2 separate regions of the Homo sapiens genome follow, and region 1 is linked to region 2. Evidence: chromatin loops called from intact Hi-C (ENCODE). Cell type or tissue: K562. All regions are shown on one strand. Links, peaks and the distances in the headings refer to the core of each region. The heading gives the core; the rest is flanking DNA.

Region 1 (3,868 bases), core at 822-3,321, 410 kb after region 2:
ACTGAATCTGTGTTGTCTAATTTGGTAGCCATTAACCACATGTAGCTATTTTGATTTAAATTTAAATTAAGGCTTACAGTGGTTCTCACTTATAATCCTAGCACTGTGGGAGGCTGAGGCGGGAGGATTGCTTGATCCCAGGAATTTGAGAGCAGCCTGGGCAACATAGGGAGACCCCCATCTCTACCAAAAAAAAAAAAAAGTGTATATATGTGTGTGTGTGTGTGTGTGTGTGTGTGTGTGTGTGTGTGTATGCCGACTGTGGTGTGCCTATAGTTCCAGCTACACAAGAGGCTGAGGTGGGAGGATCAGTTGAGTCCAGGAGTTTGAGGCTGCAGTGAGCTATGATCATGCCATGGCACTCTAGCCTAGGTGACAGAGTGAGACCCTGTCTCTTTAATACAAAAATTTTTTTGAATTAATTTAAATGAAATAAAATTAATGTAGTTTCTCAAAGTAGCCATATTTCAGTGGCTCAGTAGCCACACACATGTGGCTAGTGGTGGCTGTGTTGAACACTGCAAATAGAGAACCTTTTTTTCCGTTATCACAGAAAGTTCTATTGCATAGCACTGTAGTATAAATTAATGACAATTACTACAAGATTTCACCAAGTTTATATATTCTGAAAGTTGGAGAATAGAGTGCAAGATATTTGTTCTCTGGAATTCTTAGGTGGGACCTTTTACAATGGTTAACCTGTCTGGTAGGGGACAGGAAACTTTTAAATTATAGAGTTCTTGCTGTGTCCTTATTTGTTGTTCACAACAGCCAGGCCAGGCAGTTAGTATTATCTCCGTTTTATCGATGAGATCAAACCTGTAAGAGGAACTGTAATTTGAACCAAGGTTTGTCTGACTTTACATCCTCTATTTTTTGTTCTTATTTTGGACTTTAGGGGTGTTGCTGAATGGATTATAATCCCTAGTTCATGGTGTATTGTCATTAGATATCAAAGACCCTTTTCTTCCTCACACTCCTAGGCAACCATTTTAATGTGTGTTTGATTTATCTTTTTTTAAAATTTTTTTTAAAGTGAAAGCAAGTTTATTAAGAAAGTAAGGGAATAAAGAATGGCTACTCCATAGGCAGAACAGCCTGATTTATCTTTTTGTTTATTTTTGCAAAATACACCATTGTAGCTTCAAAACCGTTAATTTGACACTTACATGGATGGTACCGTATTATGTAATCTAATGTGAGATTTTCCTAATTTAGGATGCTGTTTGATGATTTAAACACCTAGCCTTTTCAAAAGTTTTGTGAAAAAAATCTTTTTACCTGGTGTTAGACTTTTTGGCCTTTGTCATCAGGGAAGTCTGAAGGAATCTCTCCTTTTCCTCTTTGCTTAGGGAGTATTGATAGAAGGATTATTTGTCCCTGAATGTTTGTAAATAATTTATATTACTTTTGTTTTCTTCATCATAGGTAGCCAGTGATTACTTCTCATACTTCTCACATGTTGTGTCCGAGCATTGTAGCTGCTTTTTTTTAATTGAAAGTTTTATTGTGCTAATTGTAGATTCATATACAGTTGTAAGAAATAATGTAGGGAGATCCCTTGTACACTTTGCCTAAGTGCAGCTGCTTTTTATGCTTCTAATTTGTATATAGGCTTGCTGGGAAGGGGAGATGTGAACAAACTTGTTAGAATTATGTTAATTAAGTAAGAGTAAAGGCCAGATGCTTTTTCTTAAGAATGTAGTGAATATATGAACTTTAGCATGTGGACTTACTTTTAGCTGTTTTTTTGCTTAATTTTTAGTATTGTTAAAATAACATTTTTAGCCAAATTAAATTTAACAGAGTTTAATTGAGCAAAGAATGATTCACAAATTGGTCAGCCTCCTCAGCCAGTGTAGGTCCAGAGAGACTCCAGCGCAACCATGTGGTGGAAGATTTATGGACAGAAAAAGGAAAGTGATGTACAGAAAAGGAAACTGAAACAGCTGTATTGGTTCCAACTAAGCATTTGCCTTATTTGAACACTGTTTGAACAGTTGGCTCTCTTTGGCCAAAACTTGGTGATTGGCGCCAGAGTAGGTTACAGTCTTTACACATCTATTTACATATCTATTTCTCTTTCATTATGTACAGAGAAACTTTTAGGCCAAACTTAAAATATGTAGCCTAAGGGAGGTAACTTTAGGTTAAACTTGATTTAACAGTATGAATTTCAGATAGTGAAGTTATTATATAGCTGAGTTTTGGATAAATGATATAGTGTTTATTTTTTTAAGCAAATTGAATTTTTCATACAAATACTATTGGAAGTTAATTATACAAATATGAAATCTTAAATTTTGATAATGATTAGAGATTTCTATGTATGTTTTGTTTTAGGTTGTTTCACGAAGAAATCCAGAGGATGTCCAGGAGGTAACATTTATATGAAGATTTTATTTTATGTATTTGATAAAAATTTAACTAAATGCTTTTTTGAGGAAATTGCCTGAATCATTTGTACATCAACCTCTTTTTTTTGAGACGGAGTTTCGCTCCTGTTGCTCAGGCTGGAGTGCAGTGGCGCAATCTCGGCTCACTGCAACCTCTGCCTCCTGGGTTCAAGTGATTCTCCTGCCTCTGCCTCCCGAGTAGCTGGAATTACAGGCATCTGCCACCACACTCAGCTATTTTTGTATTTTTAGTAGAGATGGGGTTTTACCACGTTGGCCAGGCTGGTCTCGAATTCCTGACCTCAGGTGATCCACCTGCCTCAGCCTCCCAAAGTGCTGGGATTACAGACGTGAGCCACTGTGCCTGGCCTGTACATCAGTCTTTATATGTTTGCGTGAAGATTGTCTTCATTTCACAAAACAGTAGCTGAAGTGTCCTATTTGAGACCTACTAAGTAATTGTTAAGTTTTAGTAGGTGTTAAGTTATATAAATAAGAATTTAATGAATTATGGTGCTGTTTACTAAGTGATCATTGTTCTGGTAACTAGTGTTTACAAGATTTCAGTATCACTTAAGGGCCCCTATTTACCCATTTCAAGATCATAATGCCTGTGTAATAAAAAGTATTTGGTAACTAATATTTATTTTAAAGATTCTAACAGTAAATTATGGGTCTCTGCCTACTTTCACTTTTAGATTGAATTGACATGTTGACATCTTGGAAAACTGCTTTAGGCATAGATATTTCTTTTTTTTTAAACTTTAAGTTAGTAAGTTCTTTTGCAGATTCTTCTGTGCATTTTTTCATTTTTTTTCCTTCTTTCTATAATGGTACCAGCCTGTTATGTTTTGCTTAAAATTGTGGAATTCTCTATTTGTATTTACTTTGTGCTTGTTGTGTATCTTTAGGAATCCTTACTGAGGAGCTTGCTGCTTTGAATGTTTCTTGATTTATTTTCATTTTAGTCCCTGCTCAATTTCACTAAGACTAGAAGGACATATATCAGGATTTTTTCCGCCTCCCTAATGTGTTTAAAACAGATACTTTAAGTTTACAGTCCTGATTCTGCAACAGTATTGTTTTTTTTTTTTCCACAATTAAATATGAATGTCTTTGGGTGGTAGGTTGTTTCTGTTTAGCCACGGGTCCCACTACTCTACAGAAAATACCTGGCTTGATTCATACATTTAAGGTGACTGTTTGGTACTGGTTGATATGAGTGTATGGCCCCAGGTTTAGATAATATTTAAATTTTATACATTATCATTTCTGGCTATGTCTGATTTCATAGTTGTTTTTGTCCTATGATTTAAAACAGATATATTTTTATACAAAAATTAGCTGGGCATGGTGGCAGGCACCTGTAATCCCATCTACTTGGGAGGCTGAGGTAGGAGAACTGCTTGAACCTGGGAGGCAGAGGTTGCAGTGAGCTGAGATTGCACCACTGCACTCCAGCCTGAGCAACA
Region 2 (3,868 bases), core at 815-3,314:
CAAATGGGATCTAATTAAACTAAAGAGCTTCTGCACAGCAAAAGAAACTACCATCAGAGTGAACAGGCAACCTACAGAATGGGAGAAAATTTTTGCAATCTACTCATCTGACAAAGGGCGAATATCCAGAATCTACAACGAACTCACACAAATTTACAAGAAAAAAACAACCCCATCAAAAAGTGGGTGAAGGATATGAATAGACACTTCTCAAAAGAAGACATTTATGCAGCCAACAGACACATGAAAAAATGCTCATCATCACTGGCCATCAGAGAAATGCAAATCAAAACCACAGTGAGATACCATCTCACACCAGTTAGAATGGCGATCATTAAAAAGTCAGGAAACAACAGGTGCTGGAGAGGATGTGGAGAAATAGGAACACTTACACTGTTGGTGGGACTGTAAACTAGTTCAACCATCGTGGAAGTCAGTGTGGCAATTCCTCAGGGATCTAGAACTAGAAATACCATTTGACCCAGCCATCCCATTACTGGGTATATACCCAAAGGATTATAAATCATGCTGCTATAAAGACACATGCACACGTATGTTTATTGCGGCACTATTCACAATAGCAAAGACTTGGAACCAACCCAAATGTCCAACAATAACAGAATGGATTAAGAAAATGTGGCACATATACACCATGGAATACTATGCAGCCATAAAAAAATGATGAGTTCATGTCCTTTGTAGGGACATGGATGAAGCTGGAAACCATCATTCTCAGCAAACTATCGCAAGGACAAAAAACCAAACACCGCATGTTCTCACTCATAGGTGGGAATTGAACAATGAGAACACGTGGACACAGGAAGGGGAACATCACACACTGGGGCCTATTGTGGGGTGGGGGGAGGGGGGAGGGATAGCATTTGGAGATATACCTAATGTTAAATGATGAGTTACTGGGTGCAACAAACCAACATGGCACATGTATACATATGTAACAAACCTGCACGTTGTGCACGTGTACCCTAAAACTTAAAGTATAATAAAAAAATTCATTGCAGATCTAGTATGTGCCAGATTAGTCCTTCTCAAAGCCTGGTTCCTGGACAGATTGCACCAACATCCCCCGAGATGCAAATTAGAAGTGCAAATAAATTATTGAGCCACACCACGGTCCTACAGCTTGAGAAACTTGAGGTGGGGCCCAGCAACTCATATTTTAATAAATCCTCAGGTGATGCTGATGCACACTAAAACCACCGTGCTAAGTGTTTTACATTAATAATCTCATTCAATTCCATACAAGCCTAAAGAGGTGGGAAGTATAATAATATCCCTGATTTACAGATGACAAACATGGGGTTTGGAGAGGTTAGTGGCCTGCTCCAGGTCCTCACCTGGTAAGGGAGCCCCAGGTCTGTGTAACCCACACCACTGCCCTCTCCCCTCACTACCTTGATGCCTCCCAGAAGTGAGATGCTTTTGTTCCAAGAGGGCTTCCTGTAGGCAGATGTGGGAGCAGGAGTCACTGGTGACACTGGAGCATTCTCCTGGGCTGATGGGTAGAATAGACAGCTATTTTTACTAGGTTTGCAAGACCAGCTGGATTGTTATCATCTATGAAACTAGGCAAACATCTAGCACTAGGACTGTCCCATTCTCGGGCTGGAGCTAAGAAGACATCGCTACTAGTTTGCAATATTCCCAGGGCACCTACCATCTGCTAAGCATGAGCTTCCGCAACATTGAGACCTGTTGTAACCACTGACAATGATGTCGCCTTCAAGGATGGATTAAGTTCCTACTACTTGAAGGCACTGTGCTAGAGGCTTTACAATATATTCTTCTCCTGGTGTTATTATGCCCTTTAACAGATAAAACCGTTGAGGCTCAGAGAGACGCGGGGACAACAGCTCTTACGCAACGGGGCAGGGTTCTGGCCTGCATACTCTAAGGATGATTTCTTCCATTATGCTATCGTTTGAGAAGACAGGAGGGAGTAGGGGAGAACGGTGGGGGCTCCCAGCAAAAGGACAAGACCCTCAGGGCCTGGGGTAGAACTGGAAGCCCACTCTTGACAATCAGTCCTTACCCAGGAGCACAGAGTCAGGGAAATCTGGTCCCAGCACCCATGCCCCCTTCCCCTCCTGGCTCCCTGACGCAGGAGAAAGCCCCCTGGGACTCACTGCGGGCCGGCGGGCACCTGTCACTGATGGGAAGAGCTCCTGTTTCCTTGCCTTGTGCCAAGAGGGCCCAAGGCAGACCTGCCAGCAGCCACGAGATGGCGCTGCGATCCAGGCGACTCCGGGCCCTGCAGCCACCCTCCCCGAGGCTGCCCCGCGGAGGACCCAAGCGGTCGTGGAGGACGCTCTCCCACTCCCCAGCTTCCCTCTTCCCTCCCTCCTCCTTCCTCGCCCCCTGGCCCTGCGAAGAGTGGAGGCCGCATCAGGGAGCCCTAGGCCCAAGGGCGGGCTAGGACTCCCCAGTGACTCCCAGGCAGCCCGGGGACAGCTGCTTCTCCCCTCCCCTGCCCTCCCTTCCTCTTTCCCTGGGCTCCTCCCCAGCCGGGCCAGCCAGTCCTGGGCCACTGCGCTCCCACAGCACAACTGAAGCAGGATCGCAACTCGCAGACTTAACGACTGCACAACTAAACATCAAAAATGAACTCTTCGTTAGAAGACATCCCTCTGCTTGAAAACGTAGCCGTCGAAGTTCCCTCTATGTGTCAAAAATAAGTTATGCGTAGGAGCCAGAGTCCCGTGCCTGGTGTCACCTCTCTTTCCCAAAATCCTCTCCCATCAAGAAAACCATGCATGTGCGTGGGTCCGCGCGCGCGCACTTGGAGAGGTAGAATTTTGAGTTGAAAATCTGAATCTACCATGAAAAATTGTGTGACACCAAGCAAGTGTTTTAAGACTCTTTGAGCCTCAATTTTCTCATCCATAAAGTGGAAATAATACCAGTAATCACTTCATGGGCTGTTGGAAAAATTAAATACATCTAAACCATTTACAGGTGCTTTAACACATAGTAAGTACTCAGTAAATATTATTTCTTTTCCTCTGACACTTATGGTGTGTGTCCATCATTTGGCATTCAATGCAGGCAGCCTTGCGTTTTTGGCTAATTTCTCCTATAGGACATCCCACCCCCAAGGGCCGTGTCTTGCATATCTGTATGTTCAGGAGCACCCAGCACAGACTCTCGCCTGGTGCATAGTAATTAGAGTGGGCCATAGTGACCACCAAAAACCACCGCCTCTGGCTTCAATTCTGCCTCCCTCCTGTCTTCTCTCAGGTGCTGGCTTCATGCACAACCCTGCTAGCGCAGCTACCTAGTGTCCTCTCCTCCACTTCTCTGCTTTGGGGCGGGTGGTGCCCAGCTTTCAGTGGTGAGACCTGTAGCCTTTTGCTCTCTGCTAGGCCAGGGAGCCCCTTCTGAGAGGGTAAGGGGGGCCAGGGTGGAAGGGGCATGGTTCTTGTTTTGTGTCCTGGAGAGAGTGTGCTCCATATAAAGCCTGCTTGAGCAGAGGAGAAGAAGCCGGCCCCGGCACCTTAGCCTTGACCCAGGTTCGTATGGTGTGGAGCCCTTGCTTCTGCTGTGATCGGGCCCAAAAGGTTAACAAGTCAGTTTGTAGAGGTCTGTGTCTGGGAGTTCTTTGGGGTTTTTATTTGTGTCTTTCCTGACTTTTCTATCTCTGAGAGTCAAGTCTTTCTTCCACATCTCTGTCTTGCACTGCAGTTCCCCAGTGCGCAATCATTCCATGTGTGTTGACGGACTGCAGGGCACATTGGCTCTGAAGGCTTTACCAAGCTGGCTCTCAGTCATATATATATTTTTTTAATTTTTGAGACAGGGTCTCACTCTGTTGCCCAGGCTGGAGTGCAGTGGCACAATCATGGCTCATAGC

The links. A loop is a pair of places that touch in the nucleus more often than their neighbours do. Peaks named below come from ENCODE experiments on the same cell type or tissue, not always from the same donor. Only the 100,000 strongest peaks of a DNase experiment are listed, where the experiment ranks them.
Region 1: a loop joins it to region 2, with 3 times the contacts of the local background. A loop is called at or near these places in 2 of 110 quality-filtered maps.

Annotation. Positions count from the first base shown.
Region 1 is chr1:213,068,663-213,072,530 of GRCh38, forward strand. RPS6KC1 (ribosomal protein S6 kinase C1) reads left to right here. Exons shown (of 15, transcript NM_012424.6): 2 at 2,344-2,379. Among named protein-coding and RNA genes, the nearest start is that of RPS6KC1, 19 kb to the left of the region's middle. RefSeq lists an enhancer at 1,779-2,078. In K562, for the core only: a CTCF peak has its summit at 1,882; a DNase peak (open chromatin) is centred at 1,859.
Region 2 is chr1:212,663,175-212,667,042 of GRCh38, forward strand. LINC02773 (long intergenic non-protein coding RNA 2773) reads right to left here and starts at 2,471. Exons shown (of 4, transcript NR_183483.1): 1 at 2,145-2,471; 2 at 1,413-1,513. RefSeq lists a silencer at 2,226-2,535. In K562, for the core only: a CTCF peak has its summit at 2,243 (motif pointing right); DNase peaks (open chromatin) are centred at 2,267 and 2,487; H3K4me3 peaks cover 551 bases; H3K27me3 peaks cover 829 bases.